Regions from separate parts of the Homo sapiens genome. Here region 1 is linked to region 2. Evidence: read pairs that join two places in POLR2A ChIA-PET (ENCODE). Cell type or tissue: A673. All regions are shown on one strand. Each heading gives the region's core, and the rest is flanking DNA. Links, peaks and the distances in the headings are about the cores only.

What was found. Peaks named below come from ENCODE experiments on the same cell type or tissue, not always from the same donor. Only the 100,000 strongest peaks of a DNase experiment are listed, where the experiment ranks them.
Region 1: POLR2A ChIA-PET joins it to region 2 with 8 read pairs; 5 of 35 experiments call an interaction of 5 or more read pairs at or near these places.

The regions. Positions count from the first base shown.
Region 1 is chr2:121,819,473-121,828,273 of GRCh38, forward strand. No RefSeq gene overlaps it. Among named protein-coding and RNA genes, the nearest start is that of LINC01823, 33 kb to the left of the region's middle. In A673, for the core only: no CTCF peak of the experiment used is centred there; a DNase peak (open chromatin) is centred at 3,929.
Region 2 is chr2:121,724,763-121,733,533 of GRCh38, forward strand. NIFK (nucleolar protein interacting with the FHA domain of MKI67) reads right to left here. Exons shown (of 7, transcript NM_032390.5): 3 at 7,334-7,442; 4 at 6,131-6,342; 5 at 3,715-3,774; 6 at 3,526-3,594; 7 at 2,183-3,150. The coding sequence ends at 2,962. It overlaps NIFK-AS1 (NIFK antisense RNA 1), which reads left to right. Exons shown (of 4, transcript NR_037857.1): 4 at 3,041-3,798. Among named protein-coding and RNA genes, the nearest start is that of NIFK, 7.7 kb to the right of the region's middle. In A673, for the core only: no CTCF peak of the experiment used is centred there; no DNase peak of the experiment used is centred there.

The DNA of each region.
Region 1 (8,801 bases), core at 514-8,513, 95 kb after region 2:
ATATTTTTCATTGTTTATTTTTTAGTTTCAGTACTTTTAGGGGTACAGGTGGTTTTTGGTTACATGGATGAGTTCTTCAGTAGTAAATTCTGAGATCTTGGCGCAACCATCACCCGAGCAAGTGTACACTGTACCCAATATTTAGTCTTCTATCCCTCACCCCCCTCCCAGCCTCCTCCCGCTCAGGCCCCACAGTTCATTATCACTGTGTATTTTTGTATTCTTATAGCTTAGCTCCCACTTATAAGTGAGAACACACACAGTATTTGATTTTCCATTCCTGAATTACTTTGGTAAGAAAATTCTTAATACAAGGCTGATCAACCCATGTTGCCTTTTTTTCTTACTCTCTCAAAGTTACAACCCAAATTGAAAAATACAAGCTCTTCTCCAAAGAGGTGGACTGATCCCTAGACAGGGGCTAAGAGGCCCGTCTTGACTCCCCTCTCGTTTCTGTGTTCCAGTTCACCAGCCGTGTTCCTGCGGGCCTGAGCCGCTCTGGTCTGCTACAGGCCACCCGGCTTGCACCTTCCCTCCCTGAGGCCCTGATTCTTGCTTCCTGACTGTGAACTTCCTCCTGTCATTTACAGCTGGCTGTGCTTCACATTGCACACCTGGTGGGGTGGGGTGAGGGGGTGCTTGAAAATTGCAGACACTGTAGATCAGGAGAGTGACTGTTACAATTTTGGCAGATGGTAGGGAAGTGTCTTGTGGGAACCTTTTTTGTAATTTGCACCAAGTCCCCATTTGGGATAGTGTTGGGGCTGCTCAAATATTTCTTTAAGTGTGCTCTGTATTGATTTCCGTGGAGTTTTGCTTCTTCAGATACGCTCTGTTAATTGCTTCTGTTAGGTAGCGGCAGCAGCAACAAAAACAAACATTAATGAACTCCTAATAACATCTATTATTAATTGCTAACATTTACTAAGTGCTTGCTATGGACCAGACATTGTGCTAGATGCTTTTAAAATACAGTGTTTTGTTGTTGTTGTCATTGTTGTTGTAGAGACGGGGTCTCCCAGTGTTGCTCAGGCTGGTCTTGAACTCCTGCGCTCAAGCGATCCTCCTGCCTCAGCCTCCCAAAGTGCTGAGATTACAGGCGTGAGCCACCACACTTGGCCTTTAACTTACTTCAACCTACAAGGCAGTGCCAGTGTGAAACCCATTCTACCACTGGGTGCCAAGGTGTGACAAGGCGATGTAACTTGCCAGGCACTGCAGAGCAGAAGTGATGGAGCTGGTATGAAGCCTCCAGCTGTTTTACTCCAAACCCATGTTTTCTTTCTGCTGTACTGGGTCCCTGGGTTCAGAGATGAAGCAGCTCTCAGTCATGTAGGACACATTCAAGCCAACTGTTCCCATATAAGGAGCTACTGGCTATGCTGGGGTTCCCCACCGGGCAGTGGGATCCCAGGAGAGGGAGAACTGCAGTAGCTGAGGGTGATCAGAGGATGCTTCACAGAGGAGGGGACTTGTTCCTTTACCTGGGTGTGGCTTCCACTCTTTTTCATCCCCTACAGCCCTGCATCTCTGCCTGAGTCTGCCGCCTCTGTTCCTGGGTGCGCTCAGGGTTCAACATGGCGGACACTGGGGAAGATTATATTTTCCAATGGGCTGGAAGGGTGAACTCCTGACAGGGATGCAAGCTGAAAAACAAGCTCTTTACCAGATAGAAAATGGACACATGGTGATGCTTCTTGAATAATTCCATTCAGCAGCCTCCTGGGATCCGTCGCCCATGGTTTTATAAATGGTCTATCTCACAACCCACTCTCAGATGGGCCACCTCTGCCCCTCAGGCTGGCCCTGGCTGCATCTACAAGTTCTATGAGTCCCCAATTAAGAAAACAATAGCTCTCTTTTCACTGAAGCCCAGAGCTGTCAGAGTCCTTTTCAACACAACAAGAGATTCATCAGCTTCCAATCAAGGAAAATTAATTTATGTTTGTCCCAGTGTCCTGTAGCATTGGATTTCAAATAATTGTAAACAAAATGAAAAAACTCAGGCAGCTCTCTGTTTCTCACTCAGTTCTCACCGTCAGTGGGAAGCTGCTCACATAAGAGAAATAGTTGGCTGTCCTTAAACTTTGGAAAACACCACCAAGGAACCGTGTGGCTTGATGCCACTGGGCTTAGTGTCAGGAGGGTTGAGTCTTGGTGGAGGTAGGAGCATCACCCAGTCAGTGGATGACATCACCACCACTTGGTGACGTATTGAGATGCCCCAGGGGACAGAAGGAGTGGAGCCAGTGACCTCAGCAGGCACCGAGAACACTGTTTTAGGGGCAGCATTGCTAGCCATCCCCCACAAGAGGACATGTGTTGGAAACAGCACTGTGATCAGGGTTCTGGATACCATCCTGCCTCTACCAGCGAAGTCAAGTAGCCCTGGGGGCTTCTGCTTTCCCATCTGTAAAGTGAGAAGATCAGCCTGTAGCTCTGTCCAGGAGATGCCCACAGCCTTGTCCCTATGGCTGTATTAGTGCTGATTCAGCTTTTGCTGTCTAGAAGCCTACAGGCCTTTTTTTTTTTTTTGAGAAAAGACTCACTCATGAAGCAAGAGAACAGTATAAAATGATGGATAATCCACTGTTAGTTTGGGTGAGGGAGATGGAAGATGCAACCGCTTTTCAAAAACATTCAAAAGTATTTTCTTTAATTTCTGAGTGGTAGGGAAATTGGGTATATTTATTTTATCACACATTTTATTATTTATTTTATTTATTTGAAGCAGGGCCTCATTCTATCACCCAGCTGGAGTGCAGTGGTGTGATTATAACTCACCGCAACCCTGGACTCCTGGGCTCAAGTGATCCTCCTGCCTCAGCTCCCTGAGTAGCCAGGACTACAGGTGGGTGCTACCATACCCAGCTAATTTTTATTTTTATTTTTAGTAGAGACAGGGTCTTGCTATGTTGCTCATACTTGTCTTGAACTCTTGGCCTCAAGTGATCCTCCCACTTTGGCCTCCCAAAGTGCTGGAATTATAAGTGTGAGCTATAATCTGTGCCCAACTTTTTATCACACATTTTTGCATTTTCTAAAAGAATTACAATCACATGTAAGGCCTTATGAAATCCTTGTCTACCCTAAAGTCATAAAGGTTTTCTCCTATATTATTTCATAGAAATGTTGTTTTACCATTCACGTGTAGATCTACAATTCATTTGGAATTGCCTTTTTTTGGTATGGTGTGAGGTAGGGGTCAAGGTTTATTTTTGCACTGCAGCACTATTATTGCTGTAAATCAGGTGTCTGTATGTGGAGGTTTCTCCTTTGTCTGATTAGTCTGTTTGTCTATCCTTGCGCCAATACAACACTGTCTTAAATGTCACAACTTTCTTAAGAAGGTCTTGATAATCTGGTAGTGTGAGCCCTCCAACTTTGCTCTTTCTCAAAACTATTTTGATTATTTTTTGACTCTTTTCATTCCATATACACTTTAGAATAAACATCAATTTTCACAAAAACACTTGCTAGGATTTTGACTGAGACTTTATTGAATCTATGAATTCATTTGGAGAGAGTAGATATGTTGATAAGATTAGATCTTCCAATAATATATCCAACTTCAGAGCGTTGGCTTTTACCAATTCCCCTGGGGCATCATTTAGCTGAGAACCAAATTTTATGTGACTTTTTTAGCCTGGGGGTTCCAGACCAAGTTGGGTGGGATAAATTTGAGCCCCAAATCTATATGAAGTCAGATTTGTGTTCATGAATTCCCAGATAACTATTTTATTTATTTACTTTCCACTTCAAGTCTAAGCTAAAATTTCTTTGTCATCCACCTGAGTTGGTGAGAATTTTTTCTTTTCTGGTTTGTACTTTTGTTCTTCATCAGACCCACTCCCTGTAAGCATCAATCCCCAATCCCCCGGGAGTTGCGAGCTCATGCCCCTTCCTGAATCCATCCTCCTGGCCAGGTTTCACAGCAGAAGCTCAAGGATTTTCTTGGCCCCTGGGGAGTTCTATTTCCTTCTTTCAGGGCTCTGTCAAGATTGAAAAGGCTGCTTACTATATTTACCCAGCATTTCATGGTGTTTGTGCTAGAAGATGGTGTTCTCTGATCAAAATTTCAGAAAAGGTGTTGTTCTGAGTAGCCACAATATAAGCACAGAGATGGGTCCCTTTTTCAGTTTGGGATATCTTTCCCTTCTTTGGTTAGCAGAGCGTTGTTCTTGGTTCTGACCAGGAAGCCTTGGGCATTAGGTACTCCTTAGCAGAACAGATGTGACCATGTATGAAGCCACCAAGTGTGAAATAGTCTCCCTGATAGAAGAGACCATGCCATGGGACTTCCTTCCACAGGACGTTTTATTATCAGCTGGCCCACCATCTTCAGTCTATTCTCAGCTTCCGTCTTCCTCCCCTTCTCATTGCCTCACTGTGGGGCATTTTGCTATATTTTCATTACCACCTTTGAGGGATATCAGCCCTCCTGGGGAGCCCTATATTTCTCATGAATAACTTCTGGTAATGAGGGTAGAGAGAGAAGGTTGATTATTTAAAAAAATAGAAAAAAACAGCATAAACTGCTGCATCTGAAGATTGTCCCTCACCTAACCCTACTTCTCACTGAATCCTTCTGGGGCATCCAGGCAGAAATAATTCTATCTATAAGTAACTACAGATAAAATTGTTAGACACTAACATAGCATTTGTGAATTAATTAAACCGGTGTAGGTATCAGGATGTCTGACTCTGTGTCAGGCACTGTGCTAGTGCTGCATAAGACAGACAGGATATACAAAAGAAATTATTCTGAGGCTTGTTAAAATGGCAAGGAATATTTTCTTCAAGGCTATGATAATATGGGAGGGAGATGGAACTCAACTCCAAATACAGCAGGGACAAATGGGGATTTGTAGGCCATGGGCAGGGTGAGGGAGTGGAGGGAAGATCACTAAGACCTTTGATCAAGTCTCAAGGGTGGAGGAGGAGGAGCTCATTTGGCCAAGTTGGGGAGGGTTTCAATAACCTAGCTCAGCAAGATTCTCCGCCAAAACCGGATTCGGTTATGAGGCTTGGACAAAGCCTGCTTGAAAAGAGGGCCAGAGGAGGCCGACTGAAGTTTGGGCAAGGAGGGAGTCCTTGTCATGGGTCCCTGATCTCATGGAGGTGTGAGCCATGGGATGCAAAAGGTGGGCCTGGCACCACCTTGAAATCCCTGCTGTAGCTTTGTTAGGGATGCCCTGACACTAGGTCCTGGGGTCCTCACTGTGGGGCATTTTGCTATATTTTCATTACCTCCTCATAGGGATATCAGCCCTCCTGGGGAGCCCTATATTTCTCATGAATAACTTCTGGTAATGAGGGTAGAGAGAGAAGGTTATTAGAAAAAAAAAAATAGAATAAAACAGCATAAACTGCTACATCTGCAGATTGTCCCTCACCTAACCCTACTTCTCACTGAATCCTTCTGGGGCATCCTGAAGTCTCACCAGTCACTTGAGGGCAAGCCATATGTTTTCTTGGATCTGGAAGCCTTTAGCATCATCCTCACTTGGTCTTCCATGGACTCCCAGGGGAAGCTTTACCATTCATTACTTGTCAGTTGCTGACTTAGTCCCCACACACTCCAGATGCCCAGAAAAAACACCTGCATTTTTCTTCCCAAGGCAACCAACATCTGTCCCAGCCCTGTCTGTTGCAGGAAGCAGCCTGTTTACTCCCTGTAGCAGGGTAGGAAAGAGTATGTTACAGCTGGCTGTCCCTCGGTGCCAGTCCAGGGCCACACTTCACACACATCACTGGCACCTCCTCTTTGCAAAGGTGCCCAAGGTCCAACTACAATACCTTGGTTATCTGGGGTAGGAGCATGTGCACTGTTAGCCATTCACACTTCAAGTAGAAAGAGTGACCTCTATTAGCTTAGAGGAAAGTCATGCTGAGAGAGTAGGAGAGCTGAATGCAGCAAAAGTCAAAGGTTAAGAGAGTCCTGGAGTGAGTGCAAGGGTGTGTGCACCTGTGGGCACACACATACACCCAGCCGTAGAGGTGGGACGCAGCAGGCCTGCATTACCCTTCCGGGATGTGTGGTGAGAGGATGGGGAGTGATTTTATTTGTTCAGCAAACATGGGAGCACCTGCTCTTCATTAGGGACTGTGCTGGGTGCTGCAGTCAGGAGGAGGAGGAGGAGGACATGGTCACGAGATATACAGGAGCAGGAGCAGGGGACAGTTGGAGGGACAGACAAGGAGAGACATGGTGTGCTGGCAGAGATTGCACAGGAAGTGGTGGGAGGGGACAATTGTACCTGAAGGGTGGGGCCAAGAGGGGCTCAGCCTCTGAACGAGTATTCAAGCTATGCAGTGTTTGCCAGGCAGGTGGAGATGCAAGTGGGAAGGGCATTTGAATGGAGGGAACAGCATGAGCAAAGTGCAGCTGTGGGGCTCACTCTGGGAACCGTAAGTAGCTTTTTGTAGGCAGGGAGACCTTTGGGCGTGAAGGGTAGAGATGGGAGACAAAGCTAGAGAGGCCCAGGAACTTGGAAACTGTGTCAAGTAATTTCAGATTTAATCACGCGGGAAACAGGGACCAGGAATCCGGCAGCTCCGAAGCTTGGTTCAGGATTCTGTCCCAGGGGCACAAGCTGGCTCATCTTGAAGCCTCTGTCCCCTCTCTCCACTTCTAGCACAGGGCCACTGACTTCTTTTCTAGAGCCACAAGTATTTCCCAGACTCTGAGCAGGAGCTGCACGCTGATAGGGAATGCGAATGAGTCCTTAGTTACCACCCACATCCCAGAGATGGAGCTAAGCCACTGAAATAACAAGCTGTTTCTCCCTTTGGCTCTTTCTGAAGACTGTGCACTACCCAGGGCCATTCCTGCCATTACTCACAGAGCAAAAAGCTGCTGGGGATAAATGAACTGCACCTCTAACCTCGGTCTGGCTCTGCACCCAAATTTCCCTGCAACTCCCCCAGATCACTGTCTTTCTGAAATGGGGGCCTTTTGCAGCTCCTCACCTGATGGATGGTGTGGGCAGAGAGGGAGCTGCGGCCTTGGAGTCCAGGTTCCTTGGCCTGTCCCGTGGCCTTTGTATTTGCCCTTGATATTTATGATGCTGCCAATTACCCTGATCCATTCAATTACCCAGAGCAGCAGTCACTGAACCTCCCCAGGCTGTGAGATGCTTGGAAAGCCACAGATATGATGACCACAGGACAGGGGAATATCAATTTTGCTTCCCCACAGTGTCCCCTCTGCCTAAATTTCTATCCTAGTGTTATAGCAAGAATAATGCCTGGAGTGGTGATTCTCAAGCTGGGGTGATTTTGTACCCCAGGGGACTTCAGCAATGTCTGGAGACATTTGGGGTTAATAAAACCTGGGGGCTGATACTATTGGTATATAAAGGGTAGAAGCCAAGGATGCTGCTAGACATCCTGCAATGCACAGGACAGCCCTGACAACAAAGAACTATACAGTACAAAATGTCAGTAGTGCTGAGGTTGAGAAGCCCTGATCTAGAGCACTGTGGGATACTCCACTTGTATAAAATTCCCTTTTTTTTTTTTTTTTTTGAGTCTTGCTCTGTCACCAGGCTTTAGTGCAGTGTCGTGATCTCGGCTCACTGCAACCTCCACCTCCCGGGTTCAAGCCAGTCGTCTGCCTCAGCCTCCTGAGTAGCTGGGACTACAGGCGTGTGCCACCATGCCCAGCTAATTTTTTATATTTTTAGTAGAGATGGGGTTTCACCATGTTGGCCAGGCTGGTTTCAAACTCCTGACCTCAAGTGATCCATCCACCTCGGCCTCCCAAACTGCTAGGATTACAGGCATGAGCCACTGTGCCGGGCCTAAAATTCTTTTCAATGGCCTTCTGAGCAGTCTCTCTAGTGCTTCTTATTCTTTTCTCTTGGAAGGGCCTTTCAATCCTAGTTCATCTGGCAAACTTCCATGCATCCTTCAAAACCCATCTCAGGTTCACCTTTTTTTTTTTTTTTTTTTTTTTTTGAGGAAGGCATCCCTGGCCTTCCAGAACCTGACTATGAGAGTTAATGATTCCCTTCTCTGTCCTACTTCTGTACTTGCACAGATTTTGAATGCAGATGCTTTTAAGCTACCAGTACTTCATCTCTATGTCTGTCTCCCCTATTCTCTTTGAAGAGAGGGATCCTCAGGTCCCAAGTCCTTGGGAGAATAGCTGAGGAGCTCACCACATTCAGGAACCAAAGTTAAAAAAATATTGGCTGGGCGCAGTGGCTCATGCCTGTAATCCTAGCACTTTGGGAGGCCGAGGTGGGTGGATTACTTGAGGTCAGGAGTTTGAAACCAGCCTGACCAACATGGTAAAACCCTGTCTCTACTAAAAATACAAAAATTAGCTGGGTGTGGTGGCAGGCGCCTGTAATCCCAGCTACTCGGGAGGCTGAGGCAGGAGAATCGCTTTAATCTGGGAGGTGGAGGTTGCAGCGAACTGAGATTGTGTCACTCCACTCCAGCCTGGGTGATAGAGCAAGACTCCATCTCAAAAAAAAAAAAAGTTAGAAAAATATTAAAAACATGAATGAAATTCTTTCTAAATTGAATTACATAAACCTCAGTCTTTCTAAACAGATTCTCTTTACTGGGTTTCCAGCTCCAAGGGCCTCACACAGTAATTACTTAAACATTTGTTAAACTGAGTTGATAATGAAAAGGAGAGAGGGTTTTACAACATGCAAATGGTCAGCAAATGGAAGAATCCCTGATGAGCACCGAGGATTTTCATTACTTGTTAAGGATTTGAGGTTTGGGTCTTTTCGTGTTGGTTTTATAACTTTTCTTGGTCAGATGAACTGTAGATTTGGAAG
Region 2 (8,771 bases), core at 1-8,000:
TCATTTTCATGTGCTGTACTTTCTCCCCAACCACTTCAAGAAATAGGCTTTGCTGCATTAAAGTGAGATTTTAGAATTCATATTAGCAGTCTCATACCACAATCAGCCAGGGCTACAATTTCCAGTCACAGTGACCAGTTGCCTTGGCTTTGGCCACACTGTATTCCAAACGATAGTAATGGAAAAACCCGTTCTGAACTTGTGTCAACTTCATTCATTCGCCATTCAAAGGCCATTTCTGTGGCATCTATTCACTCGACACTCCATCTTATGGCCAATACACAGCTTGTGAAATGTCGGACTCCAACCAAAACTTGTCTGTGGACTAATTCTTTTTTTCCTTTATAGCTTTTTGTCTGATTATATATAATAGCAACAAAAACCTCATTAATTTTTAAAAATTAAGAAAGCGAAAAATGGCTGGCCTGGTGGCTCATGCTAGTAATCCCAGCACTTTAGGAGGCTGAGGCAAGAGGATCGTTTGACCCCAGGAATTCAAGAACACTGTGGGCAACATAGCAAGACCCGTTTCAATGAAAAAAACAAAAAAGAAACAGGGAAAAACCTAATTAGATAACTGAATTAATTTTGATATATACTTTTCCATTAAAAAAAAGTTTTTTTTACAAAAAATGTCTATAGCTGGCTGGGGGTGGTGGCTCATGCCTGTAATCCCAGCACTTTGGGAGGCCGAGGCGGGTGGATCACTTGAGGTCAGGAGTTCGAGACCAGCCTGGCCAACATGGTGAAATCCTGTCTCTAATAATACAAAAATCAGTTGGGCGTGGTGGTGCATGCCTGTAATCCCAAGTACTCGGGAGACCGAGGCAGGAGAATCACTTGAACCAGGGAGGTAGAGCTTGCAGTGAGCAGAGATTGTGCAACTGCAGTCTAGCCTGGGTAACACTGAGTGAGACTCCGTCTCTAAACAAACAAATAAGGGGGGTGGCAGGTGGCTGTTCAGGAAGGGAGAAATACTCAGTTCATCTTGCCATGTACATGTATGTGTTTGAATGCACATGCCCCTTAAGATCAAACACAACAGACTTATGTCTTCACATGGAGAACCTTGTCTGACGCTTTCCCAGGGGAAACCAGATGTCCAGATCCACGAAGCTCAGAGATGGTTCAAATAGGGCATTATTTAACAAATACATACTAAATCTTCTATGTGCCAGGAACCATTCTAGAGATCTAATCTGCTTTTTGCATGTACTTAAAACCAACTCTATTTTGCATCAGAACACCTAGCCCTGTATCGTATTAAAGACTTAAGAAATGCTAGATGAAAGAATGCTTAGTGGCAATGAATTAAAAAAAAATCTTTTTTAAGAGAGTGATAATGAATTTTTTTTGGTTTGTTTTTTGAGACGGAGTTTCGCTCTTGTTGCCCAGCCTGGAGTGCAATGGTGCGATCTTGGCTCACTGCAACTTCCACCTCCTGGGTTCAACTAATTCTCCTGCCTCCACCTCCTGAGTAGCTGGGATTATAGGCATGCGCCACCACGGCCGGCTAATTTTGTATTTTTAGTAGAGACGGGGTTTCTCCATGTTGGTCAGGCCGGGATTACAGGCGTGAGACACCACACCCAGCTTTTTTTTTTTTAAGAGACAGGGTCTTGCTTTGTCGCTCTGGCTGGAGTGCAATGGTGCAACCATAGGTCACTGTAGCCTCAAACTCCTAGGTTCAGTGATCCTTTTGCCTCAGTATCCTAAGTAGGTGGGACTATAGGCATGTGTCACCATGCCCACCTCATTTTTTTTTTTTTTTTTGAGACAGAGTCTCCTCTGTCACCAGGCTGGAGTGCAGTGGCGTGATCTTGGCCCACTGCAACCTCCGCCTCCCGGGTTCACGCGATTCTCCTGCCTCAGCCTCCCAAGCAGCTGGGACTACAGGTACCTGCCACCACGCCCATTTAATTTTTGTATTTTTAGTAGAGATGGGGTTTCACCATGTTGGCCAGGATGGTCTTGATATCTTGACCTCATGATCCACCCGCCTCGGCCTCCCAAAATACTGGGATTACAGAAGCAAGCTACCGTGCCTGGCTTCATTTTTAAAATTTTTTTGTAGAAAGAGGCTCTCATCATGTTGCCCAGGCTGGTCTCCAACTCCTAGCCTTAAGTGATCCTCCTGCCTCAGCCTCCCAAAGTGCTGGGATTACAGGCACAAGCTACTACATCTGATGGCAATGTTTTTAATGAGTCTGAATTCGTTAATGAAGGGGAAAATTTATTATTTTTTTTTCCCAATGACTCCCAAGTCCTACTCGCAAACAAATACATTGTAGAAAAAAGTTTAATTGCTGGTTATTGTTTGAATCTTGAAATACAATTCTTCACTGATGATACTGGTATAAAATGGTGGTTATTAATTCATGCTAGCACAACCAAAACTAATTTAACATTATTGGTAAAAATGAGTCATTTTTGAATCTCTATTAAAATCTGAACACATAAACAAATCTGTGCTAAAACTGGAACTGCCTTCTCACTCTACATATAATTAAACTTCCAGCTTCAACCATCTGATGTTGAAATCTAAAGCACCTCCATGAGTTAAATGTCCCCGACAAACCATGTAGATGGACAAACAAGATTGGTGGTCTTTAATTGCTGGCGACAGAAAAGGCTGCAGTTTAGTACTTAAACCTGCAGTTAGTGGTCAACTTTCTATCCAGGCAGAGTAAACTAAGGAGAGCTATGAAATATCAAAAGAAAACTAGAGGCCAGGACAAAGAGGCAATGTCAGCCAAGCCACTGCAAGATGGTATGCACCCCTGTATTTCAGCCAAGGGCAGGCAATCCAAAATTACACACTGCTTTCCTTAACTTGACCAAACAGTGTATTTTTCCTCTGAAAATCTTGTCAAAGGTTGTATTCCATTGTACCTAGTGAAATACAAAGTCCACTCTCATAAAAATATTATATTTTTCAAAAGAAATATAATACATTGAAAATCACTGATTGCTGCTTCTTCGTCTTTTTTTCCGTGAATGTGTAGGTGTTTGAGTCTCTTGTATTTCTTCTTTTACACAGGATATGGGCTGTTTGAAAACTATTTCATCATCTTTATCATCATCATTCAGTTCAGCCACTTGAGATTTTCGCCTCTCCAAAAATGTTGGTGTACAAACTGGTGTGGGGCCCTGGATTCAACAAGTAAAGATTATAATACATAAATGTAAAACATGATTATGACTTTACCCAAAAATATCATCTCTCCTCTATTTTTACAAGTTGTGCCCCATTATTTTAGCTCTGTTACCATCTTTTGGTGATACTATTGCAAAGAATAAAGAACTTAGATGCTTATCAAACTTGGTACAGAAATTCACAATTAACAAATATAGCATGTTCCATTATAAGGTTTTAGGCAGAAAATTGCTAAATCAACAATAAAGATCTACCAAATGTCACAATATTTAATTTGAAATCTTAAAATGAGAGTAGCAGAAACTGCTTCTCCTCCTTCAAATTATTTCTATAATATCTGGTGTCTGGAGTATTGAAAACCATTTTACCTGGCTATCCACAGTCTTCTCAGGAGTGTCAAGAGTACCTGAAACTTTTTTCTTCTTCTTACGTAAAACCTTAAAATAAATTTTAAAACACATCAATTTGAATATTGATCAGCTACAGTAGTCTTGAATATGTTTTCCTACTTATCCTTCTCTAATATCTTGCATGTAAAATGATAAAAAAAATTTTACCTGGCCTTTTGTAGACGTCTGACGATTAGTTTTTGAAATACTTTCCGTTTTCTGTAAAATCTTTAATAAAGAAGTTAGAAATTGACACTCATATCTTTTCTTTCTAAACTTAGCATTAGATCCTCATATATATTATCAGTAAATCCTCCCTAAATGACAAGAGCATTTCATTTTAAAAAATCAAAACTCATAAATACAGTGAATTATCTCAAGTAAAGGGCAAAACTAGGAAAAACCCAGTAGAGGAATTGACAGAGCTGCAGAGGTTGAAGGGAAGGCCAAAACCTGGAGCTCACTGATTCACAGAATCCTGAATTCAGGAGGGTGGAAGCAGGAAGAATGTGCAAAGGCAGGCCACCCCCATCTCCTAAGTCACAAACAGGGTACAGGAAAAGCAGTGCTCACATGCCTCTTTTCAAGTTTCACTGTCTCAGTTCCCAAATGGTTCACAAGAGTACCAGGGCCTAAGGCCTTGGCGAAATATTCTAATACTATTAAAGACAGTATTTGGGATTTGGGCAAAAAATTAACCACCGAGAATTGAGGCAAAGGAGGGTAACACGGTCATCTAGTTTCTGGATAAGGTTAAAAACCTAGTAAATTGGCTGGGCGCAGTGGCTCACGCCTACAATCCCAGCACTTGGGGAGGCCAAGGTGGGTGGATCATGAGGTCAGGAGTTCGAGACCAGCCTGGCTAACATGGTGATGAAACCCTATCTCTACTAAAAAAAATACAAAAAATTAGCTGGGTGTGGTGGTGTGTGCCTGTAGTCCCAGCTACTCGTGGGGGCTGAGGCAGGAGAATCGCTTGAACCTGGGAGGCGGAGGTTGCAGTGAGCTGAGATAGTGCCACTGCACTCCAGCCTGGGCAACAGAGGGAGACTCCATCTCAAAAAAAAAAAAAAAAAAGAAAAGAATGAGACCTTTACCTATACTAGCCATACCATAATAAGCTTCATTCTTGATCTATAATAAAAGACATAGCTCTCCTCACTGTGACAGATGGAGGAAAGGGTCAGTGTTTTGGTATCTACTTATAGCATACAGTAAACCAAAGACTTAATTCTGGCAGTGTCACCTCTGAATGACAATCTTTTTCTTTTTTAGCGATACGGTCTTGCTCTGTTGCTGAGGCTGGAGTGCAATGGTACAATCACAGTTCACTGCAAACTTGAAATCCTAGGCTCAGGAGATCCTGTTGCCTCAGCCTCCTGAGTAGCAAGGACTACAGGCACACACTACCTCAACTGGCTAATAAATGGCAATCTAAGAGTATTACAGTCTTTAGTTAAATAGTGGGTTTACTTCAGTAACTTAAAACAGAACATGTAAGTTAAACAAATCAGATTATCTCCTTAAAAGAAGCTTCCTCTTCTGTATAATAGAAATAACAGAATCTGGTCTCATAATGTTTTAGGAAGAACCTACAATGGAATGTTTCAAAAGTTTAGTCAGGCCAGTCATGGTGGCTCACACCTGTAATCCCAGCACTTTTGGAGGCTGAGGTGGATGGATCACCTGAGGTCAAGAGTTCGAGACCAGACTGACCAACATGGTGAAACCCCATTTCTACTAAAAATACAAAAAATTAGCCGGGTATGGTGGCACGCACCTGTAATCTCAGCTACTCATGAGGGTGAGGCAGGAGAATTGCTTGAACCTGGGAGGTGGAGGTTGCAATGAACTGAGATTGTGCCACTGCACTCCAGCCTGCCTGGGCAACACAGCAAGACTCTGTCTCAAAAAACAAAACAAAACAAAACAAAACAAAAAAGGATGGGTGCAGTGGCTCACGCCTGTAATCCTAGCACTTTGGGAGGCCGAGGCGGGCGGATCACCTGAGGTCAGGAGTTCAAGACCAGCCTGACCAACAAGGAGAAACCCCGTCTCTACTAAAAATACAAAATTAGCCGGGGTGGTGGCGCATGCCTGTAATGCCAGCTACTCGGGAGGCTGAGGCAGAAGAATCGCTTGAACCCCGGAGGCGGAGGTTGCGGTGAGCCAAGATCACACCATCGCACTCCAGCCTGGGCAACAAGGGTGAAACTCCATCTCAAAAAAGAAAAAAAAGTTTAGTCAAAAAACTGGCTGGGCACGTGGCTCATGCCTATTATTCCAACACTTTGGGACGCTGAGGTGGGTGAATCACCTGAGGTCAGGAGTTCGAGACCAGCCTGGCCAACGTGGAGAAACCCCGTCTCTACTAAAAATACAAAAATTAGCCAGACGTGGTGGTGTGCACCTGTAATCCCAACTACTTGGGAGGCTAGAGGCAGGAGAATTGCTTGAACCCAGGATGTGGAAGTTGCAGTGAGTCAAGATTGTGGTAAGTGCTAGGCTAGGTACTTTACAAGGTACAAAGCTGCCCCCTCCCCTCCCCACAACAAACCACAAAAAAGATTTCACGAATATTTACCAAAGAAGGAAAATCATAGTCAATTCCTTTTTTAGCTAATTTCTTCCTGAGTAATCTTTCTTTCTTTTTAAATCGCTCCTCCATCCGTAGCTTTTGTGTTAGTGTCCGATTCCGATTATACCGTTTCACTGATGGATATGATGGCTGCTTAAATGGAATATTCCAGTCTTTAAAGAGTTCTTTATGTACTTTTTCAGGTGGCATAAAATGACCTATTTTCAAAAAGAAAAAAACATAAAGGTATTTTAATGTTAACTTTAGAATCTCCGCAGTGCCATTCCTCACACAACAAAATGATATGGCTGGGTACAGTGGCTCACACCTGTAATCCCAGCTTCTCTCACAGCAATGCGAAGTGAATAGAGAGACAAGACCTGGGCAGCCTTGTCAGCTGTGAACTTGGGTACCTAAGACGGCCACATGCCACCATGGGCACAGGGAAGCCAGAAACTTCGCTTTGCCTCCCAAGGGCAGCAGGATCTGGACAGGGATGCTCTCTGCACCCTATGGACTGCAGGGTAGGGGGCTTCACTGGCTTCTTTCTGCAGGATAAATTACTCATCTGGTGCGTCACTCCTCCACTCCCTCTGGCTTCTCTCGTGTGGAAGAGCTACAGCCATTGCCATTTAGACAGATTTTGCAACGCGATTCCTGACCTTTGATGCTATCCCCACTGCCCTCAGGATAAATTCGGAACTCGCTGACTTAGAAGGCCTTCAGTAACCTGACCTGAAGCCTCTTCTTGCTCCTTCATCTCTTGCTACTTTTCCTCACATTCTCTCACAGCTGAATGGTTAGGCATCATTGGTTTGGCATTCACTGTCCCTCAGCCAGGAATGGTCTGTCTTCACTCCTGTCCCCTTCACCTGGCTCACTCCTGTTTAGTCTTCAGGTTTCAATGTCAACTATACTTCCTTAGAGAAGCCTTTCACAGCCCATAAGGATGGGTTAGCTGCTCCTCCCATGTGTCCCCAAGGTAACTTGTCCAGTTCCATTTAGGGTAAAAACAGCTCTCAGGCTAGATTTTAAAATTCCAATTAGAATCTGCCTGCAACATACACTGAAATCCTTGCACCATTCTGTAAGACTCATCCCAGAGATGAAGTGGCATGTCCAAGCAGCTAGGCAAGCCGCCCTTCCCACCACAGTCACCCACCAACAGCAGGCACCCAGGCAACCCTGCGGTAAGACAGGAGCACTTACACTCCAAGAGTCTTTCACCAAACAGGTAGTTGTTCATTGTTTCAGCAACTATTTTGGCAACATCCTCAGACTCAAACTCCACAAATGCATAGCCTTTGCTATTTCCAGTCTGCAACAGAGAAACCGCCACAAAAAGTAGAACAATTAAATTTGAATGCGTCATCAAATTCCTAAAATGCCATTATTTTAAATAATGTATATTAGCCCCTTATCAAATATTACGTACGACACGCTTAATTCTAACTTCAATTCACATATTCCGGGGACTGTTATGGGAAAAAGAAAAGATGCACGAGTCTGAACACACAGCTGATTTTCTGGTATTCTTGGGATTTTGGTTACATATGATAAATACACAATTCCTATGGCTGGAATTTATTCAGTAACAACACTCCGTGATATTAAAAAAGTCTTCAACTTAAAAGTCACATGGCTTAACAGTGGGAATCAGGAGGCTCATTTCCAGCACCAGTTGTGTCAGTAACAAGCAACTTGGACACTTCCACAACTGAGTCTCAGCTTAATTATCTTCAACAGGTGGATTCTGGGAAAAATTTAAATCCCTCAAAATCCATTTATAATCCCAACACTCAAAAGAGAGGGGAAGGCCAGGCGCGGTGGCTCACCCCTGCAATCTCAGCACTTTGGGAGGCCGAGGGTGGATCATCTGAGGTGAGGAGTTCAAGACCAGCCTGGTCAACACGGTGAAACCCCATCTCTACTAAAAATATAAAATATTCACTTTGGGAGGCCAAGGAGGGTGGATCTCAAGGTCAGGGGTTTGAGACCAGCCTGGCCAACATGGTGAAACCCCATCTCTACTAAAAATACAAAAAATTAGCTGGGCATGGTGACATGTACCTGTAATCCCAGCTACTCAGGAGGCTGAGCCAGAAGAATCACTTGAACCTGAGAGGCAGAGGTTGTAGTGAGCTGAGATCGCGCCACTGCACTCCAGCCTGGGCAACAGAATAAGACTCCATCTCAAAAAAGAAAAACTAGGCCAAGAGGGGTGGCTCATGCCTGTAATCCCAGCACTCCAGGAGGCCGAGGTGGGTGGATCACCTGAGGTCAGGAGTTCGAGACCAGCCTGGCCAAAATGGTGAAACCGTGTCTCTACTAAAAATACAAAAATTAGGCCGGGCACAGTGGCTCACACCTGTAATCCCCACACTTTGGGAGGCCGAGGCAGGTGGATCACCTGAGATTGGGAGCTCAAAATCATCCTGACCAATATGGTGAAACCCCATCTCTACTAAAAATACAAAAATTAGCTGGGTGTGGTGGTGCACGCCTATAATCCCAGCTATTCAGGAGGCTGAGGCAGGAGAATCACTTGAATCCGAGAGGCTGAGGGTGCAGTGAGCCAAGACTGTGCCACTGCACTCCAGCCTGGGCAACAGAGTGAGACTCCATTTAAAAAAAAAAAAAAAATTAG